Regions from separate parts of the Homo sapiens genome. Here region 1 is linked to region 2. The links are chromatin loops, found by intact Hi-C in ENCODE. Cell type or tissue: dorsolateral prefrontal cortex. All regions are shown on one strand. Links, peaks and the distances in the headings refer to the core of each region. The heading gives the core; the rest is flanking DNA.

Region 1 (2,500 bases), core at 1-2,500, 56 kb after region 2:
TAGAATTCATTAACAGCAAGGTAAATTTGCTTCTGTATCAAACTCACAGAGTTGTAAGAATTGAATCACAAGATTAAATATATGCAAATGTGTTTTGTAATCATCAAACACGGTGCATAATTATTTTGATGCCTACAACTAAGCAAAAATATTTGTACCTAGAACAAAGCAAAAATATTTATTCAATAAATGATAAAATAGATGAAATTTGCTCTCACCAAAGTAGTATACAAGCTAATTGTATTACATTTCCCTAGGCCTGAAAAAATTTATCAGAGTAATATATGTACATATTTTTACACAACAGTCCAATATTGATAAAAGATTTGCAACCAAATAGAACAAGCCCATGTCCCACCCCTCATATTTTCTAATTCCACTTTCCAGACTCAATACATTTCCTCCATATTGCTAACTAATATGTGCTATATTGTTTTTCCTGATTTATCAACCTTGAATATTGTCTGGTGACTCTCTATTATGGCATTATTCACTTTCTTCTTCCCATTCTCTCAATATAGTTATAGGACAGTTCTTCTTATAATATGAAATATTGTTTATGGCTGAACAAAATAGTGGGCTATGATTTTACGTCCTTCTACATACCTCTAAATAATTGTGTTATTTTTCATTTGCTTAGTTTTCCATTTTACCTATACTTGGGTTTTCCCACTGTCTACAATAGCATTTTATGTATCTTTCCACTCAGTCAAATTCCCCACGCTGCAGAGAGCCATGGAGCCCTCCATCCCTCTGCTCCAGACTAGTCTTGCTGTCTTCTGTGCAACAATATGGAACTTCATGTGCTATCATGCTGGAAATTTCCATCATCTCTCTCCTAAACTGGATTTCCTATGTTTTCTATCTTCCTCTGTTTTGGTTGCGTCTTTTTGGTGGTTCTTATTCTCTAGTAGCTTCTAAGGAAAGGTCTATGGGAGGTACATTAACTGAGACTCTACATGTGCATATCTCAAAATATCTTTATTCTAGCCTTATAATTAACTGATAGTTTAGACGGATATGGAATTCTAGGTTTAAAACAATTTCACTCAGAATTTGGAAGGCATTTCATTGTCTTCTAGCTTCTGATATTGCTCTAGAGAAGTTCTGCCATTCTCATTCACAATCCTTTGTATCTGATGACTTTTCCTCTTTGGAGATGACCTATGATTCCACAATAACATGTGGTAGGTTAGATTATTATTCAAAATATTCACTTTTCTCCCTCACCCTGACTTACTTTGGCTAGTGGGATATTAGCAAGTATGTTGCAAGTAGGGGCTTGAAAAACACTTGTGTGGTTGGGCTTGTTTTCTTAGGCTTATGCCATCAGAAGCACAGAACAAACAGGCTGATGACTAGCCCACTGGTTCTAGAAGGAGGATGAGTAACACATGGAGCAAAGCCAAACCCTCCTGGCCAAGCTCAGCCTGAATCAGCAGAGCTGCACAGTGGAGCCCAGCTTGGATCTGCCAACACTCAGCTGATTCATAGATCAATGACAATAAACGACTGTTATTTTAAGCCACTGAATTTTTGGATGTTTGTCATATAACATTTTGTGGCAATAGCTTTTGGTATCAGAAATTAGTATCTAATTGGTATTAGAAATTGATATTTGTAGTGAGGTATAGGCACAAGAAAACAAAAAAATAAGTGGCATTGGTTTGGAGGCTGGATGATGGGCACAAGAAAACTGTTATAGGAGGCTGGAAAGAAAATGGTAATCTGTGTTTTGCAGGGATGAGACATTTTCTAAAACTGTCACCTTTGGTAACTTGGAAGTTAGCATATGTACCTAAAAATATTTGGATTTGTGCTGAGAAGTCTTCATGCACAATGATAAAAGTGTGAGCTAGTTGTATTTAGCTGCATATAATAGGTACTAGAGATGAGTTCAGAAAAGAACCAGCCAGGTTTCAAGGAACATGTAGGTGGAATGCAGGGAGCCCAAGAATTCTGGGACTTGCTGAGTTGGAAAATAAACTTTTGCATCTCCAATATAGTTGGCAAGTCAGCTATATTGGGCCTTCTGTCCTGGAAGGTTCCACAGTTCATCCTCACAGGGTTAGATACCTCTCCTGGCTTTAGATTTGCCTTTCCTTGCCACAGAGCTTCAGCAAGCCCCACTACCTGGGGCCGATCTGTAGTCATGGAAGCACACACAGCATAATATTGACCAGAGGATCACTTCATCGCAAAGGAGGCTTGGGAATAGGACAATGACCATGGGATCCACTGGTCATATCAGATACTGTATCACCTAGATGGAGCCAGCCTCATAAAGCATTGGAATGGTTACTAAAGGCACAGCTGGAGCTCCAGCTGGAGGCAATGCTCTGAAAGAACAGGGTACCATCCTGCAGGATGCACTGTATACATTAAACTGGGGTTCTCCATGTGGTGCTATGTCCTCAACAGGAAGAATACATGGGTCTGAGAACCAAGAAGTGGAAGCAGGAGTGGACCCACTTATCATTTCCAATGACCTCCTGGGGAA
Region 2 (5,878 bases), core at 1-2,500:
GTGGGGAAGAAGCCCTCTTCCTAGTGACAAGGGGATGAGGTGATGTCTTGCTAAGGTGGCAGATGTGAGGCCTGAAAGTGGACATATGTGCCACACTTGTCATTAGGTCTGAAGCAAGGGAAGGATGGCCGAGGGGAGACAGAGTGCACCTGGTATTGGTTGAATAATATGGGCAGTAAAAAAGCGGGCTCTGGGACTGCCCCGATGAGGGCTAGAGATGATGCGGGTCTACAGCAGTCATGGAAACTAGAGGGGACGTCCCTCACCCACCCTTCAGAACTTGGTGTTGGGCAGATTATGCATTAGGAACTCTTTTTTTTTTTTTTTTGGGTAAAAAGCTTTCTCATTTCCACGCACCCTCCACCTTGGGCTGCTGGGTGTATAGGCACATGGTGTGATAAGTCTTTGGTATGGAATGAAGCTCTATCCTTTCAAAGTCACCAGGTTCGGGTTCCCAGCCCTAAGTGGCCATGGCACTGGGTGGTCTGGGTTCACGGGGCTCCTGGAGCTCTCGGGTGTCCCGTGTGCCACCCCAATTCCTTGCGTGCATGCCCACGAAAGGCCGCCCAGGCACCCCCGGTGACCCCATGGAAGTGAGTTTTGGTTCTGCTCTGGCTTCGAAGTGCTTCTCAAGCTGAAGCCTTAGGGTGTGGAAGATCCTACAGTTAGCTGGAGCTTCCGAGTGAGTAGCGGCTGCGGGCCTGGCTTCGGTTACGGCTTCGGTCCCAGCGGGGTCTGAAGGCATTGGCATTGGACGGAGAAGCGCTGTCCTGGGGTGGGGAAGTGGCCACACCCCTACAGGAGGACCTTTGTGATGACGCAGCCGTCCCTGTCACCCTCGGGGTCGTCCTTGAGCGGCGGCGGCGCAGCGGGGGCCCAGCCCAGGGCGCCCTCACGGCGGCTCACATCCCGCAGCCGCGCCTGCAGCGCCTCCCGCTCGGCCTGCAGTTCCCGGCGCGCCTGGGCCGCGGCGCGCTCTTCCTCCTGCAGCGCCCTCCGCCTCCGCTCCAGGGCGCGCTCGCCCTGCTCCACGGCCAGCTCGCGCCGCTCCAGCTCCCGCTCCCGCCGGCTGCCGCGCACGGCCAGCGCGCCCATCTGTTCCAGCAGGCGCGCCCAGTCGCCCTCGGGGGCCGCAGCGGGGCCGGGCGGCGGCGGGCAGGGCGCGGCAGGTGGGGAGCTCCCGGCGCCGCTGCTCTCCAGCTCCCGCCGGTGCGCGCTCCTCAGGTGCCTCCACAACGCCGAGGTCCCCGCGTGGAAGCCCGGGCCGCGGCCCACCTGCTCCCCGCACAGACGGCAGGTGGCCCAGTGGCCCGACGGATGCCCGGGGCGCCCCGGCGCCAGGTGGAAGTAGCCCCAGGCCTCGGAGTATGGCGCCCCCAGGCGGCCGGGAGGCGTCGGCGTCGGCGCCGGCCCCAGTCCCGGACACTGACCGCCCCGCGCCGCCGCGTCGTCCAGCCCGCGGGCCTGGTCCATGGTGCAGGCCGGCTCGCCACTCCTCATTCTGCGGCGCCCGCACGCTGGGGAGCAGGGGAAGAATAATAATGAGTGTTAGGATCACGCACACAGCTCCTAGACTACAGTTAGCCTAAGAAACCATGCCGCCCTCCATTTTCTTACCGATGAAAAGCCTATAGTGTGTGTAGATAGTCTAAGTTTCTTTCTAATTAATCTTCAGTATTAAGTGTTGATTCCTCAGAAAAAACTGTTAAAAATATCTAGCCCTTCCTATACTAGGAATCCTCTTTGAAATCAAGTGGGTCCCCAGTCAACAAGTATTTATTCTAATAGCGGGAGGCTAAGCTGCTTGAACAGAAAGAACTAGCTAACTCCGTGCTGTGTCTGTATTAGCTTTAACTAGTCTCTGCTTTCTTAATAACAACAACGACAACAATAAAAAAGGTACTGTCTTCAGAATAACAGCTAGGCTCCCTTATGCAGTCTTCTCTGGGTGCTGCACAGCACACTTGAGCAATGACCAGAAAAGACAGCTTTGGGAATGAAAATTTTGTTTCTTAAACTTCAGGAGTGGAAGAGCCAGTGGTGAACAGCCTTTTAAAAAGCTTTCAAAGACTGTATGTTTTTCAAGATAAAAATATGTTTTTGTGATTATAAAAACAATCTACTTATGAGAAAATCGGCAGTACTGAAAGCAATGCTTTTAAGATATGCACATTTAGGAAATAGCAATATCCAAAGCAGCATTCTAAATTTTTACCTTTAAATTAGACAGTGGGTAATTTCCCAAGGATTCTGGGGTCCCTGTCATTGCCTCAGGGTTTCCAACCATCTCAGGTGGGTAGAAACAATGCATGCAACACGATTCCTGAGTTCTGAAGAACCATCAGCAGTGCTAGGAGTAAATTCAGAGGACAGGCAGGCCAGTGAAAGAAATGCATTCAAACCACCTTAAAGACAGATACTAGAAATACTGAGCAGCGCCATGCCCTGGTTCACTTTTTCTAACCCTTTCATAGATACCCAAGGCATAAAACAAATAAAATTAGTTTTCTTTATTGTTTGTGCTAACTAAAAGATCCCCTCTACATATTTGCAAGATACAAAGTTTGCTCAATACTTTTAATTAAGGAAGAAAAAGAAATAAAATAACGTCTTGCTTTGTTCAACACAAAATCTGTTAAAAGGATCCAAACATAATGCAATGTCATTGCACAGTCTTTTTTATTAGGAAACTAATTCACTACTGCAATAACCTATTAAAGAAAAGGGAATACAGAAAAAGGTGAAGTTTATTAGTTAGGAAATAAGTTCACAAAGGACCAAATGTGTGATTCTAGATAAATTTGCTTTGAAAGTTGAAAAACAATGAGAAGAAAACACATGACAGACTTCTTGAGCTCTTCTGAGAACTTAGGGAGAAAATCAAGGGCAAGGTGAGACCCAGGCACAGTGAGATCAATGCTGCTCATACTGTCAGATTTTGAACCAGCAGCCATGGAGATGACAAAGTTCCAGAATCTTTCTTGTTAAACACAACTGGGAAAAACTGAAGACAAAGATGAGAATAGGAAAAATAAGCTGCTATAGTTACAGTAGCATTTAGTGTAAACTATGAATTCAGTTGCTAATAGTCTTGTTGCAGATGCACTGTACTTTTCTAAACCTAAGTATTCTTTTTCCCACCAAGCAAGTCCACTCCGGATCAGGTATGACATTTAACATATCATTTTTTTAAAAAGATAACAAATATACCAGAATCATCAAAAAAGACAAGTACCATGCGTCTTCTAACAAAGAAATGGCTATTTACATGTCTTCTGATACACAGGCATTGATTTAAATATGGTCACTCATGATAAAGACCAATTAGCATAGAAAATCTTTAGAAATTAAAGGCTACATTTTCCCCCAAGAGATGTATTACATTGCTAAAGTCTCAAAAGTGGGGGAAAGTAGGATGAGGAGTTACAGACCACCTTCAAGAATAGTGTTTTTATGGCCAGTAAATATTATGGTTATATAACATTATGGTTGCTAAACAGAGTAAGATTTAAGTGTTATAAACATTTTTAATTATCTAACTTTACCTAAAATTTTTCCTATACTTTTTTCTTTTTTAAAATTTCTATTTCCTTCTATATTGAATCTGATCTTTCCTGAGGTCCTTTTTTATTACTGGACAAACACAAAAGTGCAGAGACTATTATAATGAATCTTTACGACTAATTTACTTTATAAATTAAAAGGGATGTAAACGTTTCCTATAACATCAAGAGTATTGCTTTGCATTCTGATATGCTTTCTTGAGCCAAAGCTTGGAAACTGCACATAAACCCGCAGATTCTCTTACTTGTGCCAAAGTCTGAGAGTCATCCTTACTGATGTGCCCCTGATAGTGCCAGAGGTGACTGATTACTGTCATGCTTTTTACCTCTCTGGGTTTCCTTAAAAACTGGAATGCCCAGAGGGAGTGTCGCACAGGTGAATGCCATCTGTTAGGAGTTAAAGTGGGCACAAGGATGAGAAGCACTGACTTCGATGTCTTAATCCTTTTGACCTAGTGGAAGCCTCACCTGAGCCAGGGACAGGCTGCATCACAAATGTCGGCCAGCACAGCGCTGCCCCTCCAAGGGTGGCAAGGGGACATCCTCTGCCTGGGCAGCCCTTCGATTTTGGAGGTCTTAACCGGTGGAAGGCAGCACGGGGCAAAACTGCCTCACCTTCTCAGTCCTCCACATCATGCGGCTATATTCTAGCTCAATACAATCCTCAGTCTCAGTATCTGCTGAGTGACCAGCAGTCTATGGCCACAGGCCGTAACAGCCTGGTTAGCTGAGCAAACTATCACAAGGACAGAAAACCAAACACCGCATGTTCTCATTCATAGGTGGGAATTGAGCAATGAGAACACGTGGACACAGGGTGGGGAACATCACACACAGGGGCCTGTCGTGGGGTGGCGTGGGAGGGATAGCATTAGGAGATATACCTAATGTAAATGACGAGTTAACGGGTGCAGCACACCAACATGGCACATGTATACATATGTAACAAACCTGCACGTTGTGCACATGTACCCTAGAACTTAAAGTATAAACAAAAAACAAAAAACTCGAGTGCATTTCAGCTGCCCCTGCAATGTGGAGGGGGAGAAACCTCTTCAGACACTTCAGCCACAACCGTAACACACAAAGAGCTCTTCAAACACAATAAAAAGACAAAAAGACCGACAGAAAAACAGACGAGAAATATGAGTAGGCAAATGACCTAACAGCTCCACTGGCCAGGAAATTTATGAAAAGGTGCACAACATCACTTATATTCAGGGAAATGCTATTAAAGTAGCAATAAGGTATCGTTTTACATCCATCACACCAAGAAACATTAAGAGGTCTAACAGCCAAAGTTACAAGGGAGGTAGAGAAAAGGCACACTCCTCAATTACTAGTGAAGATGGGATGGATTTTAGGAAAGCATTCTGGCCATTTCTTTTCTTTCTTTCTTTTTTTTTTTTTTTTAATTTTTTTTAAGACAGGGTCTTGCTCTGTCACCCAGGCTGGAGTGCAGTGGCACAATCATGGCTCACTGCAACCTCTGCTTCCCAGGCTCAAGAAGTGATCCTCCCACCTCAGCCTCCAAAGTAGCTGGGACTACAGGTGCATGCCACCATGCTTGGCTAATTTTTGTATTTTTTGTAGAGACAGGGTCTCTGTTGCCCAGGCTGGTCTTCCTTGAACACCTGGGCTCAAGTGATACACCTGCCTCGGCCTCCCAAAGTGCTGGGATTACAGTCGTGAGCATACCCAATGAGAATGCATGTCATTAATTCTGTGGTTAGCTAATAAGAAGAAAATGAAAAGTAAGAGATCCCTCAATTTTTCCTTGAACATTTTTTAAAACTAACACAAAGGTGCCAATGAATTTGAGTATTTTGCTTACATCCATCCACTCCATCCAACTCTCATTCAAATGCTCATTGTGCACCTGCTAAGGTCAGGTGCGTGCTTTCTGCCAAGCATTCCAAGAGGAATGTCACATAGTCTCTGCCCTCAGGAAGCGTACCATCTGGTGGGGAAAGAGATGCTTCCAACAATTCTGATACCTGTGTGATAGGGCCAGCTGCAATTTCTATATTAATTAAAAATAGAGGCTGGGCTCGGTGGCTCACGCCTGTAATCCCAACACTTTGGGAGTTCCAAGCAGGTGGATCACCTGAGGTCAGGAGTTCGAGACCAGCTTGGCCAACATGGTGAAACCCTGTCTCTACTAAAAATACAAAAATTAGCTGGGCATGGTGGCGGGTGCCTATAATCCCAGCTACTTGGGAGGCTGAGGCAGGAGAATGGCTTGATCCTGGGAGGTGGAGATTGCAGTGAGCCGAGATAGCACCATTGCATTCCAGCCTGGGTGACAACAGCGA

The links. Peaks named below come from ENCODE experiments on the same cell type or tissue, not always from the same donor. Only the 100,000 strongest peaks of a DNase experiment are listed, where the experiment ranks them.
Region 1: a loop joins it to region 2, with 4 times the contacts of the local background. A loop is called at or near these places in 11 of 110 quality-filtered maps.

Annotation. Positions count from the first base shown.
Region 1 is chr5:77,131,884-77,134,383 of GRCh38, forward strand. The region is part of intron 2 of ZBED3-AS1 (ZBED3 antisense RNA 1); the gene reads left to right. It also overlaps a transcript of PDE8B not described here. Among named protein-coding and RNA genes, the nearest start is that of ZBED3, 46 kb to the left of the region's middle. In dorsolateral prefrontal cortex, for the core only: no CTCF peak of the experiment used is centred there; a DNase peak (open chromatin) is centred at 1,428; H3K27ac peaks cover 2,500 bases.
Region 2 is chr5:77,076,379-77,082,256 of GRCh38, forward strand. It overlaps ZBED3 (zinc finger BED-type containing 3), which reads right to left. Exons shown (of 3, transcript NM_032367.4): 2 at 2,216-2,350; 3 at 1-1,517. The coding sequence starts at 1,500. The coding sequence ends at 796. SNORA47 (small nucleolar RNA, H/ACA box 47) reads right to left here and starts at 4,193; the gene lies at 4,056-4,193. RefSeq lists a silencer at 1,060-1,469. In dorsolateral prefrontal cortex, for the core only: CTCF peaks have their summits at 1,383 (motif pointing left) and 1,583; DNase peaks (open chromatin) are centred at 169, 500, 983 and 1,393; H3K4me3 peaks cover 1,284 bases; H3K27ac peaks cover 2,498 bases.